Regions from separate parts of the Homo sapiens genome. Here region 1 is linked to region 2. Evidence: chromatin loops called from intact Hi-C (ENCODE). Cell type or tissue: dorsolateral prefrontal cortex. All regions are shown on one strand. Links, peaks and the distances in the headings refer to the core of each region. The heading gives the core; the rest is flanking DNA.

Region 1 (8,056 bases), core at 1,229-6,228, 240 kb before region 2:
CTGTGCAGAAACTCTTTAGTTTAATTAGATCCCATTTGTCAATTTTGGCTTTTGTTGCCATTGCTTTTGGTGTTTTAGACATGAAGTCCTTGCCCATGCCTATGTCCTGAATGGTATTGCCTAGGTTTTCTTCTAGGGTTTTTATGGTTTTAGGTCTAACATGTAAGTCTTTAATCCATCTTGAATTAATTTTTGTATAAGGTGTAAGGAAGGGACCCAGTTTCAGCTTTCTACATATGGCTAGCCAGTTTTCCCAGCACCATTTATTAAATAGGCAATCCTTTCCCCATTTTTTGTTTTTGTCAGGTTTGTCAAAGATCAGATGGTTGTAGATATGCAGCATTATTTCTGAGGCCTCTGTTCTGTTCCATTGGTCTATATCTCTGTTTTGGTACCAGTACCCTGCTGTTTTGGTTACTGTAGCCTTGTAGTATAGTTTGAAGTCAGGTAGCATGATGCCTCCAGCTTTGTTCTTTTGGCTTAGGATTGACTTGGCTATGCGGGCTCTTTTTTGGTTCCATATGAACTTTAAAGTAGTTTTTTCCAATTCTGTGAAGAAAGTCATTGGTAGCTTGATGGGGATGGCATTGAATCTATAAATAACCTTGGGCAGTACTTTGGGTAATTTTCTACCATAAAATGTCACTAGCAGGAAACTTCACCTGGGGAATATATATATTTTTTGGAAAGCACTATTTTGAGAATGTCAAATTGAGAAAAAGCCACTTTAATAATATTTCCACTTTCTTCGTGCCTTATGTTTAGATTAGCTTTTGCTGATTTAATAATTCAGTTTACTCCACTAGATTTAATTGATTTCTTTTTAAAAGGTGTTTCTTTCCCTGTAGCTGTAAGCTGTAAATAAGGGTGTTAACCACAAAGATAACCAAAACTTATATGCGCTGTCCAGGTTCTTTTCTGTACCCAACATACTTGGCTATAAAACAGGAACAAACAAAACCTAATTGCATCATTGCTAGAAGATATAGGTGACAAGGTGGATCTTTAGGGAGAACTAAAGAGCTTTCAGTAGAAAACTTGTGATGTAAATCACAGCCCTCTTGCCTTGCTCCTTGTGTTGGTAGTGAATGCTACATAGAACCCTGTGTTTATGTTTGTATGCTTTAGGGAATTCCTGCTTTCAAAACGGACTAAAATCTGGAGTGAAGAAAAGGAGGAATGTAAATTGGTTTTGAGGAAATAGTTGTGAAAGGAGAATATACCAGACAATAATGTGGTTTACAGTTCTACTTACTTTGAAAGGAAAACAGGTTATACCAGGATAATTTCATCAGTCTCATTTCAGATCAGATTTGGAGTGGTTCTGTTTCAGTTTGTATTTTATAAAAGGATGCAGATTCTTATTGCACTTAGAATTTTCTTCCAAATCCTTTGGTATTTTTATAAGTGAAATTTTTTTTTCTCTAAGACCCAAAGGCCATTAGATTTTCCACCAGAGCATTGCTCTTTAGAATGACACTGTTTCTAGCTATACCAGTGACTGGAATTGACTGATGACATTTTTATTGTTTATGTCTGATCAGGTATTTCATAGACCCCCCATGTGAAACTTTGGAGTAAGCCTACTCATGTTACCTAAAATCTGAGGCGTTCAGATCCTCCAGAATGTCAGATTGAGGAGTCTGAACCTAACTGCCTGGTGTGAATGATTGTGATTACATATTTTTCCCACTAAAATCTTCCTAAGTGCCCTTCTGTGATCTAATTGAAAACACTGTGGGTAATTACAAAGTTGTTCAGATGACTTATTTTTTACTTTTCCAGGTTGCACCATTACTCAGACTTCTAAAGAGACTATTTGAAGTAAGAAAACCCTTTTCTTACAAATTCTGCAGGTTTTAAGATACACCCATTGCTGTCAGTTGGTGGAAGCAGCACATTAGCTGAGCTTTGTTTCTCTACCCCTAAGTTACTGCATCTTTATTTAGAGGGGTGGGTTGGAAGTAGATCAGGAACTGTCTAGCTGAAGTTGGACCCTCCTTTCTTATCCCAAATCACAGCAATCTGGCTCGGTTCTTCTGAGGTCTGATCTCTAATGTTGCATTCAATAATTCTCATCAAAATTGTAATTACTGAACATGTTTAATCCACAAAAGACTTAATAACACAGAGAGATGGGTCTTCAGATATAGCTATAGCTTGTATGAGCTTGAATCCTCTTATTATATATATGTTTCTTGAGAGATTAGCAGCTTGCTCTGTTTCACAGAGCTAGATAATGGGGCTGGCCATTAGTTCTGCTGCCCAATATTTAAAACCATAGAACATCCTTCCCTTCTCATGGTGTCCTTTCAGGCCTGAGATGTGGTGGTTCTGAGATTGAGCTTTGCAATTGGCCTCTTCATCACAGTTGACTGTTTGGTCTCCTCAGAGATTAATGAATGTTGAGGGACTTTGAGAATGCAGATAGATTTAATTAGGACAAAGGATTTTTAAAGGTACAGGCATTTTGGGCAAAGCTTTAGCAAGGAGGGGAAAGCAGTTTAGCTCTCCTGTCTCAAAAGATTACATTGCCAGTACGTGTCTGTTGATGACCAGCAGCTATAAATCAGGTATGTAATTTCTTTTGTTCTTTCCTCAGGTCCAGTTGAGTCACAAGAGAAGCCTGTCTTGATATATCATCTCAGAAACTTTCCTGAATATGTGATAATATATGGAAAATGATTTATAGATCCAGCTGTGCTTAAGAGCCAGTAATGTCTTAATAAACATGTGGCAGCTTTTGTTTGAAAATAAGTGTATCTGGTTCTTCCCTCCACCCCCAACACACACACACACAAACTTGGATGCATTTAAGACTAAACATGAGAAATTGGAAACACCTGTCTGTAGCCAAAAATAATATAAGCAGATTTTCTCATACTTCTCATACAGCTAACCCTGATGCATAGATCTCTTCCTGAATAGATCCCCCTTCCTGAATCGATCCTCCATGCTTTAGGGGATCAGCTAACAGGTAGTCTCTTGAGCTATGGAGGTCAGTCGGCTTGATATGAGAGCAGTGAAATCTCACGTAGTGAAGTTTGAACTTCCAAGTCTTCCAGGAAAGATGATTTTGGAAATGAAAAGGCTTTTCTGGCCTTATTACTTCAAATCTTTGTCATTGTCATTTGAAGAGGAGCCATAGTAAACCTGGTAGCCTTGTCCTACAGATTATTAGCCACTGCCCTTCCTGGAAATGTTCATTATGCCAACTTAAATGTTTAATTTGTATTTCAAGGTTGGCAGCTGGCTCCATAGTTCTCTTATCATAATATAACCTTGCTTGAGACCAGTCCTTACATTTCTTAGGAAGAACTGACACCATATCGTGCATTTAGGAAGTATTAAAGGGGTTGGGCGGGTGTTACGAGAAGTATCAAGTTAGGTCTAATAGCTTTTAGCCCCACCCTCTACTAAAACATGGAAGAGAGAAGTCGGCGGAGGAGGGAGTTTTTTCAGCAACAGAAAGTAGCTTTGCCCGGTGAAGTAATAGGTTCCAGGTCAGTGGAGAGTCCCTTCGTGTCTTCAAGGCTCTCCTGGGTCAGCTGGAGAGGACGTAGGACATAGAGCAGTCCAATAGGTATGGGTTGTGTTAACTTATCCCAGTGTCTTTCTAAAAGAACATTTTCTGTTGAGATGGACTGTTGCAATCTAATTGTGGAGACCCTTCCCCTACTTCCTCCTTTTTCAGCAACTTTTTCCATAGTAAATACTATTAATGCTAAAACCTTGAATTCCTGAAACCAGTGGGATTGTTAGTGCTATTTCTCTCTCCCATTGCTAGAGGGCAGCATTGGATCACATGAATAGTTGAAGGCAAGGCTTTTGGAGCTTTTTGCTGTCACCTTGTCCTTAGCTTCAGCAAAATTGTTTCAGAAATGGACACCAAGCCTTATATGTGCTTATTTTGCGTATGGTTTTCAGTTCCCAGAAGTGTGACAGTTTATAGGAACTTATCCTACAGAAAATGATGGAAGCAGAGTCTAAATTTTAACTGTTCTTTGTTAAACTCTCTAGATCATTTTTATACACTACTAGGAGCAGAATAAAGAATCCAGTTCTAATCTCCAAGATAGACAGATGTGCTATTTGTTCTACAGAGGTGCTACTAATCCTGTGTCTTGTATTGTAATGTTTAATATTTTTTCCCCCTCAATGAGAGTTAGGGATTCGAGTCAGACTTTCATTGCGTCTCCTTGTAACCAGTGCCAAGCTAATTCTTCAAGGAAATGAGATCCATAGCCATGAAATTCTTTACAGATGCTCTTTTGGCAGTTGCTGTGACAGCATGAAAGTGGCTCATGTCTCTCTGTTTTGGGGGGAACCATCTTGAGCTGTGAGGTGATATTTTGCCATCCAGAGCCACACAGGATGTACTTGGGTATACTTTGATAAATCGACAAGTTGAAATCTTTGATGTATCCCATTCATCTCTCCCCCACATCCTCACTAATAGTTAGTGAACCGAAGAATGATTAGTCTTACGAAGACGTTTCCTCTGTTTAAACAAAGTCCAGGTGAAAAGTCATTTGCCTTACCGATGGACGTTAAGTGTGTGCGTATGTGTGTGTTTCTGGTACGGATATGTAACCTGTTATAAGCTGACCAGCTGAAGGGTTTGTAGGCATATCTGCACCTCCAGTTTGAGGATGGGATGGAGGCAAGCAAATGCCCATGAAGTCAGGTGCTGGCTCACAGCTTCGAAGAGTTCTTAAGCTACTTGGGATGATACTTAAATGCATCTGCAAAGTCATTACACAAGAAACAAAGCATTTTCCATTCTTTTAAACTGGAGGAAATGGAGGCTGGCGGAGAAGGTAGGCTGTGGGGATGTGGATAGCCTTTCCGACCCCCTGGTGCTGTAATTGTGCTGACATCAGTAATACATACATAGAATCTCATATAATTCTCGTTCCTCTGTGAGGAAAATAACATTGTCATTTTACAGGAAAGTAAATTGAAGTTTCAAGAGATTGAGCATCTTGGTCCCAAAGCCATCATTTTGACATAGATCAGTGGTCCACAAAGCAGGGTTTGCATACTCTTAAGGGTATGAGATACAGCCCTTTAGATTGTGGGAAGGAAATACTAGAACTTCTATGCTGTGTAAAAAGTATTTTTGTCCCAGTTACTCGGGAGGCTGAGGCAGGAGAATCACTTGAACCCGGGAGGCGGAGGTTACAGTGAGCCAAGTTCATGCCACTGCACTCCAGCCTGGCAACACAGTGACACTCCGTCTCAAAAAAAAAAGTATTCTTGTTACATAATGTATTCATACTGTAGATCATAGAGATAACTTAGAAACAGATAGGGTTTTTTGTTTTGTTTTTGTTTTTGAGACGGAGTTTTGCTCTTGTTACCCAGGCTGGAGTGCAATGTTGTGATCTCGGCTCACTGCAACCTCTGCCTCCTGATTCAAGAGATTCTCCTGCCCCAGCCTCCAGAGTAGCTGGGATTACAGGCATCCACCACCACGCCCGGCTAAATTTTTGTATTTTTAGTAGAGACGGGGTTTTGCCATGTTGGCCAGGCTGGTCTCGAACTCCTGACCTCAGGTGATCCACCTGCCTCAGCCTCCCAAAGTGCTGGGATTACAGGCGTGAGCCACTGCACCCGGCCATAAACAGATATGTTTACATTGGTACATTCAATGTACATTTCTTTTTTTTCTTTTGAGACAGGGTCTTGCTCTGTCACCCAGGCTGGAGTACAGTGGCATGATCATGGCTCACTGCAGCCTCAATCTCCCAGGTTCAAGTGATCCTCCCACCTCAGCCTCCCGAGTAGCTGGTACTACAGAGGCACCCCACCACGCCCATCTAATTTTTATATTTTTAGTAGAGATAGGGTTTCTCCATACTGCCCAGGCTGGTCTTGGAACTCCTGGGCTCAAGCAGTTGCCTGCCTCAACTTCCCAAAGTGATGGGATTATAGACGTGAGCCACCGTTCTCACCTCAATGTACATTTCTTATTAAAGGACCACTGGCCTGGGTGCCTGGCTGCCATGCCAAACTTGACACATTTCCACACCCTGTCCTCCACTGTTCCCAAACACTTTTTATGTTCCCTATAATGTTAAAGCTTCTCCATTAACTGTCACATAAGCTAGGTAGTTTAGACTGACTTTAAACTTGAGTTTTTTCTCTAGCCCAATCCCTGCTACAAAGACTGGTTCAAAGCATTATGTTTCCAATTTTTCTCTGTAATGAGTAAGACCTAGTATTTAATGGCACAACAAAGTGACAAAGTGACTATAGTCAGTAATAACTTAATTGTACATTCTAAAATAACAGTGTAATTGGATTGTTTGTAACAAAGGATAAAAACTTGAGGGGATTGATAGCCCACTTGCCATGTTTTATTTTTATTTTTTTTGACAGAGTCTTGCTCTGTCGCCCAGGCTGGAGTGCAGTGGCACAATCTTGGCTCACTGCAACCTCCGCCTCCCAGGTTCAAGTGATCCTCCTGCTTCAGCCTCCCGAGTAGCTGGGATTACAGGCGCCCCCCACCACATGTATTTTTAGTAGAGATGGGGTTTTACCATATGGGTCAGGCTGGTCTGGAACTCCTGACCTCAGGTGATCCACCCACCTCGGCCTCCCAAAGTGCTGGGATTACAGGCGTGAGCCACCGTGCCCAGCCCCATGATGCAATTCTTACACATTGCACGCCTGTATCAAAATTCTATAAACTTAAAAAATCTGACTTGATTACAGACAGAACAAAAAGTTGGCGACAGAGTCAAATTCCATAAAATATTTGAGGGAATTATTCTGAGCCAAATATGAGTGACCAAGGCCCGATGCAGACTCTCAAGAGATCCTGAGAACATGTGCCCAAGGTGGTTGGGTTATAGCTTGATTTTAGATATTTTAGGGGGACAGAGGCATGTAAGGAAAATACATTTTGGGGCCCCCAAATCACTAAGCTAAAGGGAAAAGTCAAGCCAGGAACTGGTTAGAACAAACCTGCCTCCCATTCTATTCAAAGTCATCCCTGTGCTCACTGAGATAAATGCACATCTGATTGCCTCCTTTGGAGAGGTTAATCAGAAACTCAAAAGAATGCTACTGTTTTTCTCTCACCTACCTGTGACCTGGAAGCCCCCTCCCTGCTTCAAGTTGTCCTGCCTTTCTGGACAGAACCAATGTACCTCTTAACATATATTGATTGATGTCTCATGTCTCCCTAAAATGTATAAAACCAAGCTGTGCCCTGACCATCTTGGGCACACATGTTGTCGGGACTCCCTGAGGCTGTGTCACAGGTGCAAGTCCTCAACTTTAGCAAAATAAACTTTCTAAATTAACTGAGACCTGTCTCAGATATTCAGGGTTCACATTTTGGTAACCACAAAGGAACTCTGAGTGGAGGTGCCTCCCGGCCTTTGACAAATCTCCTATTGGTGCTTGGTACCATCTTGAGCTGTCTTGATGGCTCAAACCAATAGGGCAATTTGCTGAGGCCTGGAAGCACGCCCTCCAGAGAATCCCTGATCTCTCAAAATTTGGTCAAGATCTGAAGTTTATTTTGCTTTACAACTCCTTTTTTTCTTGTGAGTTTTATTTGCTTCCTCCAGCACAAGGAAGGCTAGTTTTCCTGCTTCCATGACAAATAGGTTACTCCTTTAGGGCTTTGAGCTTGCTCCCAACAGGGAAGGCAAATTTGAGGGTTTTTTTTCCTGCTTCTAGGATAATAGAGAGCAGTCTCCAGCCTGAGACCTGTCCCTAGGTAAGTAACTGAATTGGGGTTTGTCTTGGCTAAAGTTAAGGTTAACAACCAACTGGTCTTCATTTCTCCTTACCATTAGAGTGCTCAGTAATCATTTAAGTTGTGCAATTGTTTGTTTTGCTTAACGGTTTTGTTGTTGTTTGTCTCTGTTTTTGTTCTTTCAACCTTTTTCCCATTGGGTTTGACCAACTGTATCTGACTTGATCAAGTCCAAAGAAAGTTTCAAATTATGGGGAACAAGCCCTCTGAATTGGCTAAATTCCCAACATACACAAAAAGGTGGACTTGTTATGTAAATAAAGCCCTTAAGTAGTCCAAATA
Region 2 (8,056 bases), core at 1,092-6,091:
GCTGTGTATCTCTCTCTCTCTCTCCATTCACCTCTTCCAGATCTATTCTGCTCTTCCTTGGGTAGCACCAAGCTCCTTTAAATGTCACCCCAAACTAGTATTTCTAGGATTATTCCAACTCTGCCTGTCTATCCATTACTGTGATCAGCACCGCCCAAGCTGAGATCCTTGGTCACTTGAGCAACAAAACATTCTCTATTAGTTATTTGTTGCTACATGACAAATTACTGCAACCTTAGCATCTTAAAGCAACATTTATTATCTCACAGTTTCTCTGAGTCAGGAATCTGGGAGCAGCTTAGCTGCATGGTTCTGGTGCAAGATCTCTCATGAGGCTGTGGTCATTTCAAGATTCAATTAGTGGGAGGAGCTGCTTCCAAGCTGCTGGTAAGCCTTAGTTTCTTGCGGCTATGGTTTGAACATTTTGTCCCCTCCACATTCATGTATTGAAGGCTTAATCCCCAATGCAACAGCATTGGGAGGTGGGGCCTAATGGGAGTTGTTTGGGTTACCAGGGCTCTGCCCTCAGGAATGCATTAATGCCACTGTAACAAGGCTTGCAAGGGGCTGGGTGAGTTGGCTGACGTCTGTAATTCCAGCACTTTAGGAGGATCACCTGAGGTCAGGAGTTCGAGACCAGCCTGACCAACATGGAGAAACCCTGTCTCTACTAAAAATACAAAATTACAGGGGCGTGGCGGCGCATGCCTGTAATGCTAGCTACTTGGGAGGCTGAGGCAGGAGAATTGCTTGAACCCGGGAGGCAGAGGTTGCAGTGGGCCAAGATTGCACCATTGTACTCCAGCCTGGGCAACAAGAGCAAAACTCCATCTTGGGGGGTGGTGGGAGAGAAAAAAAAGGCTTGCAGGAGTGGGTTTGCTCTCCTCCTCTTCTGTTACATAAGGATGCATGTTTCTCTCCTCCAGAGGATGTAGCATTCAAGGCACCATCTTGGAAGCAGAGAGATTGGGCCCTAATCTGCCAGCACCTTGATCTTGCACTTTCCAGCTGCCAGAACTGTGAGAAATAAATGTGTGTTCTCTATGCATGACCTAATCTGTGGTATTCTGTTACAGCAGCACAAAATGAACTAAAACACTTGCCATGCGGGGATCTACATAGGCCGAGTGTCTTCATGATATGTTAGCTAGCTTTCCCCAGAAAACACACAGAGAGAAAGTGATGAGAGAGAGACAGAGAGCGAGAGAGAGAGAGAACCCAAGTCAGAAGACTGGGGGAGTGAAATGAAGCCTCACTTCTTGAGAGACATATTAAAGAATTGTGAACATATCTTTAAAACCCTCATGGATTACTTTTTATAGTGAGTTGGGAAAGAGTGTAAATTATTAGGCTTTTTTTTTTAGACTTGGCCTGCATAAAAATGCTATTGATTTCTGTGTTTGCATTTTTTAATTGGCCAGCTTACCAAACTGTTATTAGATCAAAAGTCTTCAGTTAATCCTTTTTGGGTTTCCAGGTAATCACATTTTTCCTTTCCTCCAATATTTATATTGTTTTTTTTCTCTCTCCTTTTCCCAATCACTGGTTAGAATTACCTGAATAACAACAATAAATGATAAAGATAAGTAATGGTGGTGATGATGGACATCCCTGTTTCATTTCTCAGAATGTCTTTAGTATTTCATTGATAAAAATGATGCTGCTGCTCTTGGTTTATTATGTTAAGGAAGCACCTTTTATTGTGCTAATTTACTAAAAATTTTCAACTCGTTCTGGTTTTTGGAAGTTGGTTTTGTTGTAAGGTTTTAAGAACTGCCCATTCTTGGATTTCCTAAAGCTTCAAATGAAGAATTTTAGGCTTTCAGAATCCTAGCATGTGACCAGGCCAGAGCTCATGTCCAAAGGGTTGGACAGGAAGATTCTGACATTTATCTTGAACTTACTACTCCCAAGTTCTTTTCTGTCCCTCCTTTGCAGTCTCCACCAAAGAACTCTTTGTTACATTCCATTTTCTGTCCCCAGAAAGCATATTTTTAAGGGAGGAAGAGAATTATCTGGGCAAAGCTGGGCACAGTGGCTCACACCTGTAATACCAGCACTTTGGGAGGCTGAGGTGGGTGGATCACTTGAGGTCAGGAATTCGAGATCAGCCTGGCCAACATGGTGAAACCTCGTCTCTACTAAAAAAAAATACAAAAGTTAGCCAGGCATGGTGGTGGGCGCCTGTAATTCCAGCTACTCAGAAGGCGGAGGCAGGAGAATCGCTTGAACCCAGGAGACGGAGGGTGCAGTGAGCCAAAATCGTGCCACTGCACTCCAGCCTGGGTGACAGAGCGAGACTCCATCTCAAACAAGCAAACAAGAATTATCTGGGCAAAGGATTGCTCTTACATCGACTGACACAGGAAGATCAGGGTCATCTATGGCTGGGCTCCACCCACCCCTGCCCTTCTCTCGCCCCTGGAGGGAGTCAGGTGATTCTTGTCATCCGTGGAGAGCCTCCAGACCAATGGCTGATTTGTGGTCCTCAGGGTTAATGGTGCGGTACACAGGAGAACCTGTGCAGGTAGCTTTTTCTGCAAATAATTTCTCTAGGAGATTGAATGGTGGGCAACCTGTCAGTATCCTCCCCACTCCATGGACCTTGTTTATAAGTTCCACCCTTGCATTATGGTGATCTCGTATTTTTTGACTCAGGGGAAAACTAGTTTGCTATAACAGTTGGATAAAATAACCCTTGTGACTGGCCCCATTAAAGGATGATGTTTAGCTTTGCTTCTCAAAGTGCCAGTGAGCAACATCAGTGTTCCCTGGGGGCCTGTTAGGAATGCAGACTCTCAGGCCCTATGCAGACCTGCAGAATCAGAAACTGCAGTTTCACAAACCCACAGGTGATTTTCATGCACATTACAGTTTTAGAAGTGCTAAAGCACTTTGGCTGCACATTGAATCATCCGGAGGGCTTTAAAAAACCTACAGTGCTCAGGCCACACCCTAGACTAGTGGGTTTCAACCATGTGGATTTTGCCCTACACTTCCTAATATTTGCCAATGTTTGGAGGTAGTTTTGGTTGTTATAACTGGGTTGCAGGTACTACTGCCATCTAGTGGGTAGAGATCAGGGATGCTAAGCTTCCTTCAGTGTAGAGGACAGCCCTTCAAAAAATTGTTCGGCTCAAAATGTCAATAATATCAAGGTTGAGAAACCCTGCCCAGGATTTCTGAGGGAGGGACCAGGCATCATCAATTTCCCAGTTTTAATTCTCAGACCCCTAGGGGCTGAGTGTGGTGGCTCACACCTGTAATCCCAGCACTTTGGGAGGCCAAGGCAGGAGGATGGTTTGATACCAGCCTGGGTGACATAGTGAGAAGTTGTCTCTACAAAAACTAATTTTTAAAAATTGGCTGAGTGTGGTGGCATGTGCCTGTAGTCTCAGCTACTCAGGAGGCTGAGGCAGGAGAATCACTTGAGACCAGGAGTTCAAGACTGTAGCGAGCGATGATTGAGCCACTGCAATCCAGCCTCAACAATAGAGTAAGACTCTGATCTGTCAAAACAAACAAATAACAAACAACAAAAAACAAAACAAAAAAATTCCCCCCCAACCAACCAACCGAACAAAACAGAATCCCCTGGGGCTGATTATACAGCTCCCCGGACCCTTCTACAGGTGATTCTCAATTAATGGGTCTGGAATGGGGCTGGAATTCACAATTATAACAAGTACCCAGGTGATGCTTATCATCAGGGAAGTTTGGAAACACTAACCCAGGGGCAGGGAACGCATAGAAGCCAGGTGATACGATTTGCATTTGTGTCCCCACCTAAATCTCATGTCTAATTGTCATCCCCAGTGTTGGAGGAGGGGCCTGGTGGGAGGTGATTGGATCATGGGGATGGACAGCCCCCTTGCTATTCTCGCGATAGTGAGTGAGTTCTCATGAGATCTGGTTGTTTAAAGTGTGTAGCACCTACCCCTTTGCTGTCTTCCTCCTGCTCCAGTCATGTAGGACGTGTCTGATTCCCCTTTGCCTTCTGCCATGATTGTGAGTTTCCTGAGGACTTCCCAGCCAGGCTTCCCGTACAGCCTGCAGAACCGTGAGCCAATTAAACCTCTTCTTTATAAGTTACCTGGTCTCAGGTAGTTCTTTATAGCAATGTGAGAATGGACTAATATACCGGGTTATAAGTTAGCTTAGGATATCTATTCCTAAAGATGTGCTGAAGTTGAGTCAGGATGCAGGTATGAGTTGGCACCTAGCGGCACTTTCTCAAAAGCCAGGGTTTGGGAGCCCTGCACACAATGAGTCAGTCCTACTGAACAGCTGCCCTTATCCTGTATACCAGCTCCATCCCAATCTCCACTCTGTGTGTCCCTCAGGCCGAAAGGGAGATGCTGTTATTCTGTCCACTTGAACTAAGGTACCTGCCACAGATTCGCCTTGAAATGGATTCAGAGGCAATGGGTGTGTGACAGAGGAACAAGTAATACAGTGTCTAAGTGCTCATAGCGTTGCCCTCTCCATTGTTTTCTGGGGGGATCCTCAAATCACCTGCGTAGCTCCTGGGCCTTGCTGTGTTGCTTAGGATAAAGAATGGGGAGGATCAAAGAGAAGCTAAAGAATAGTTACTGATTTACCAAGAAAGGGTAGTAGTGAGAGACATAGCGATCAGCAAAATAAAGACTTATTTTTCAGTGTGTGCATCTTTTGAATCTCAGTTTGGAAGTTTCTGGGAATGTAACATTGTAAAATGGCCATGAGGTGGTCTTGTTATACTCACAAGTTAGATGGTTTTGTGAACCAAAACCGGGTCCATTTGGCCTTCTTTTTTTTTTTTGAGACAGAGTCTCACTCTGTTGCCCAGGCTGGAGCACAGTGATGTGATCTTGGCTCACTGCAACCTCTGCCTCCCAGGTTCAAGTGATTCTCCTGTCTCAGCCTCCTGAGTAGCTGGGATTACAGGTGTGTGCCACCATGCTCGGCTAATTTTTGTATTTTTAGTAGAGACAGGGCTTCACCATGTTGGCCAGGCTGGTCTTGAACTCCTGACTTCGTGATCCACCCACCTCGGCCTCCCAAAGTGCTGGGATTACAGGACTGAGCCACTGCGCCCAGCCTGACCTTCTTTCTTTTGGCTCTCTTTCTGCCCTTTGTAATTTTCCTGACCTACATCCTGTTCCCTCTTCCTTTGGCAAGGTATGTGTCATTTCAATTTGCAATTTCAACATGGGATGAGAAATTTTCAAGTAAATCTGGGTTTAGTGAAACAAATTAAAATCCAATTAAGGAAATAAAATAGTGAACGGTGAAGTGTCTATGAGAGTTGTTGAAGGCTGGGGTGGGGATTCGTTTGAGCTCACAAAACAGCTGAAAATTACCCGCAGGGGATGAACTCCACAGTGAAAGCTTAGGCGGCAAAGCTGAAAATAGGGGGTAATTACAGGCAAGAGTCTGTGACCTGCCAGATAGAGATGTGAGGAACAGGTTGCAAGGGAAATGTATTTGATTAAAAAGCAGCTTAACCTCTCCAAGAAGCCTGGATTGAAGAAAAGGAAGAAGAAAATTATAAAACTGGATAAAACTTCACGTGAGGCAAATGAGAGGGTGTGGAAGTAAATATACTTGTTTATATTTCTCGCAGGGACTCTTAGAGGGATTAAAGTGAGTTTGGCAACACTGCTTGAGACCCTGCCCTATTGTAGGTGCTGTGCTAGGGGCCCAGGATACAGACACCAAGGAAGCAGCACAGAGCCTTTCTGTAAGTGCTTGCAGGCTGGTGGGAGAGATGGGCAGGAGCATAGGGAGAGAGACTGTTTTTGCCAGTTCAGGCTGCTGCAGCAAAGCACCATAGACTGGGTGGCTTATAAAAAACAGAAATTTACTTCTTACAGCTCTGGAGGCTGGAAGTCCAAGATCAGGGTGCCAGCATGGTGTAATTCTGATGAGCTTCCTCTTCTAGGTTGCACATGGCTGCCTTCTCATTGTATTTTCACATGGGGTGGGGTAGACATGAGGGAGAGGGAGAGAGGGTCGGGGAGAGGGGGAGAGAGAAAGAAAGCTCTTATGAGGGCACTAATCCTGTTCATGAGGGCTCCACTCTCATGACCTAATCACCTCTTGATACAGTTTAGCTGTGTCCCCACCCAAATCTCATCTTGAATTGTAGCTCCCGTAATCCCCACGTGCCATGGGAGGGACCTGGTGGGAGATAATTGAAATATGGGGGTGGGTCTTTCCCATGCTGTTCTTGTGACAGTGAATAAGTCTCATGAGATCTGCTGGTTTTATAAAGGGGAGTTCCCCTGCACATGTTCTCTGGCCTGCTGCCATGATTGTGAGGCCTCCCCAGCCATGTGGAACTGTGAGTCCATTAAACCTCTTCCTTTATAAATTACCCAGTCTCAGGTATGTCTTTATTAGCAGTGTGAGAACAGACTAATACACCTCCCAAGTCCCCACCTCCTAGTACTTTTACATGGAAAGTTAGAATGTCCACATATGAATTTGTTGTGGTTAGGTACACAAACGTTCAGTTCCTAACAGATGCCCCCACTCCCCTGGTCTCAAAGGTATGAGCCTGGGATGATTGATACTGCTCTCTCTTTGACGACCAGGTGGGTCCTTAATTATCTGTTGGGAGGCATTGCTGCAGGTCTAAGTCGCTGCAGGCTGCTGAGGGTAGAGGGAATGAAATGGAGAAGTAAAGCCTGGACTGAGGTGAGGTGAGTAAGGCACTTGTCTCAGGCCCAAACTTAAAGGGGTGCCCAAGAACTCAGTAATTATATTGTAATGCAGTGGAAAAACAGTTGAAATGCAAATATGAATACAACATATCACAACGAACAAAACATCAACATTTCAAATGAATAAAGGGTCAAGAACAGTGTCATGCCAAGCCATCTTTAAGCCTGAGGCAAAAGGACAATTCAGTAACACTGATCCTATTTTTATTTCAAGTTATGATGTTTTGTTCATCTCGGGATTCTTTGCATTCATTTTGATTTTTAAAAAATGTTGCATTAAAATATTCTTTATCTTGATTGTGAAGTTTTTTGGCACCCCTTTAAAATTGTGCCCAAGGCAAGTCCCAGCCCTGTGAAGAAGAGAGATGGTGTTGTCTCTAGGGTGGCCCCGTGGACCCACTCTGAGCCTTCTGGAATCAGAGAGCTGTCAGTTTGTGGGAAAGGGACTGTTTGCACTAGGATCTCATGGGATTTGGGAAGCAGAGTGGCATCAGGCCTGGTGACAACCTAAGACAGAGCCTTGGGCAAGGGGCATTCTCCTCGTCTCTGAAAGAACCTGGGGTGACTCCGTGCGGTAGGAATTGAAGGGAACACAACATTATGCGGGCCCCAGAGGGTTTGATGGCTGTAGGGTGCCGCCTCCTGGAAGCACGTCCCTTGCACAGTGTGTGCAGTTTGTCTTTGTAGTCCTAGTTCTTAAAACACAGTAGGCACTCTGTGTCCATTGATGAAAGCATGAATGCAATTGGTGACTTGTGCCATCTTGTGGTTAGACTTCCTGGAACCCCAGAAGGAGATGAAAAGATCTAACTGCAAAAATGTTGTATTTCCTGGCCCCTAGAGAACCAAGAATACTTCCCTACTTGAAAAATTGTGATTAAAATACACATAACATTAACCATTTTAACCATTTTTTAAACATTCAGTGGCATTAAGGACATTCACATTGTTGTGCAACTATCACCACCATCCAACTCCAAAAATTTTTCATCTCCATGAACAGAAGCTCCGTAAACAATAACTTCTTATTTCCTCTCCTCCCAGCCCTTGGTAAAGCACTATTCTATTTCCTATCAATCTGATTACTCTAGATAACTCATATAAGTAAAATAATATAATTTCTTTTTTGTAACAAGCTCACATTACTTAGCATAATATCTTAGGTCAATCCATGTTATAGCATACGACAGGATTTCCTTTTTTTTTTTTTTTTTTTTTTTTTTTGAGCTGTAGTCTTGCTCTGTCACCCAGGCTGGAGTGCAGTGGTGCCATCTCTGTGCACCGCAACTTCTACCTCCAGGGTTCAAGTTATTCTTTTGCCTCAGCCTCCTGAGTAGCTGGGATTACAG

The links. A loop is a pair of places that touch in the nucleus more often than their neighbours do. Peaks named below come from ENCODE experiments on the same cell type or tissue, not always from the same donor. Only the 100,000 strongest peaks of a DNase experiment are listed, where the experiment ranks them.
Region 1: a loop joins it to region 2, with 4 times the contacts of the local background. A loop is called at or near these places in 47 of 110 quality-filtered maps.

The regions. Positions count from the first base shown.
Region 1 is chr17:51,295,180-51,303,235 of GRCh38, forward strand. UTP18 (UTP18 small subunit processome component) reads left to right here. Exons shown (of 14, transcript NM_016001.3): 13 at 1,786-1,824; 14 at 2,603-2,754. The coding sequence ends at 1,810. Among named protein-coding and RNA genes, the nearest start is that of LINC02071, 36 kb to the right of the region's middle. In dorsolateral prefrontal cortex, for the core only: CTCF peaks have their summits at 3,804 and 4,009; no DNase peak of the experiment used is centred there; H3K27ac peaks cover 868 bases.
Region 2 is chr17:51,532,965-51,541,020 of GRCh38, forward strand. No RefSeq gene overlaps it. Among named protein-coding and RNA genes, the nearest start is that of LINC02073, 100 kb to the left of the region's middle. In dorsolateral prefrontal cortex, for the core only: CTCF peaks have their summits at 3,065 (motif pointing left) and 3,264; no DNase peak of the experiment used is centred there.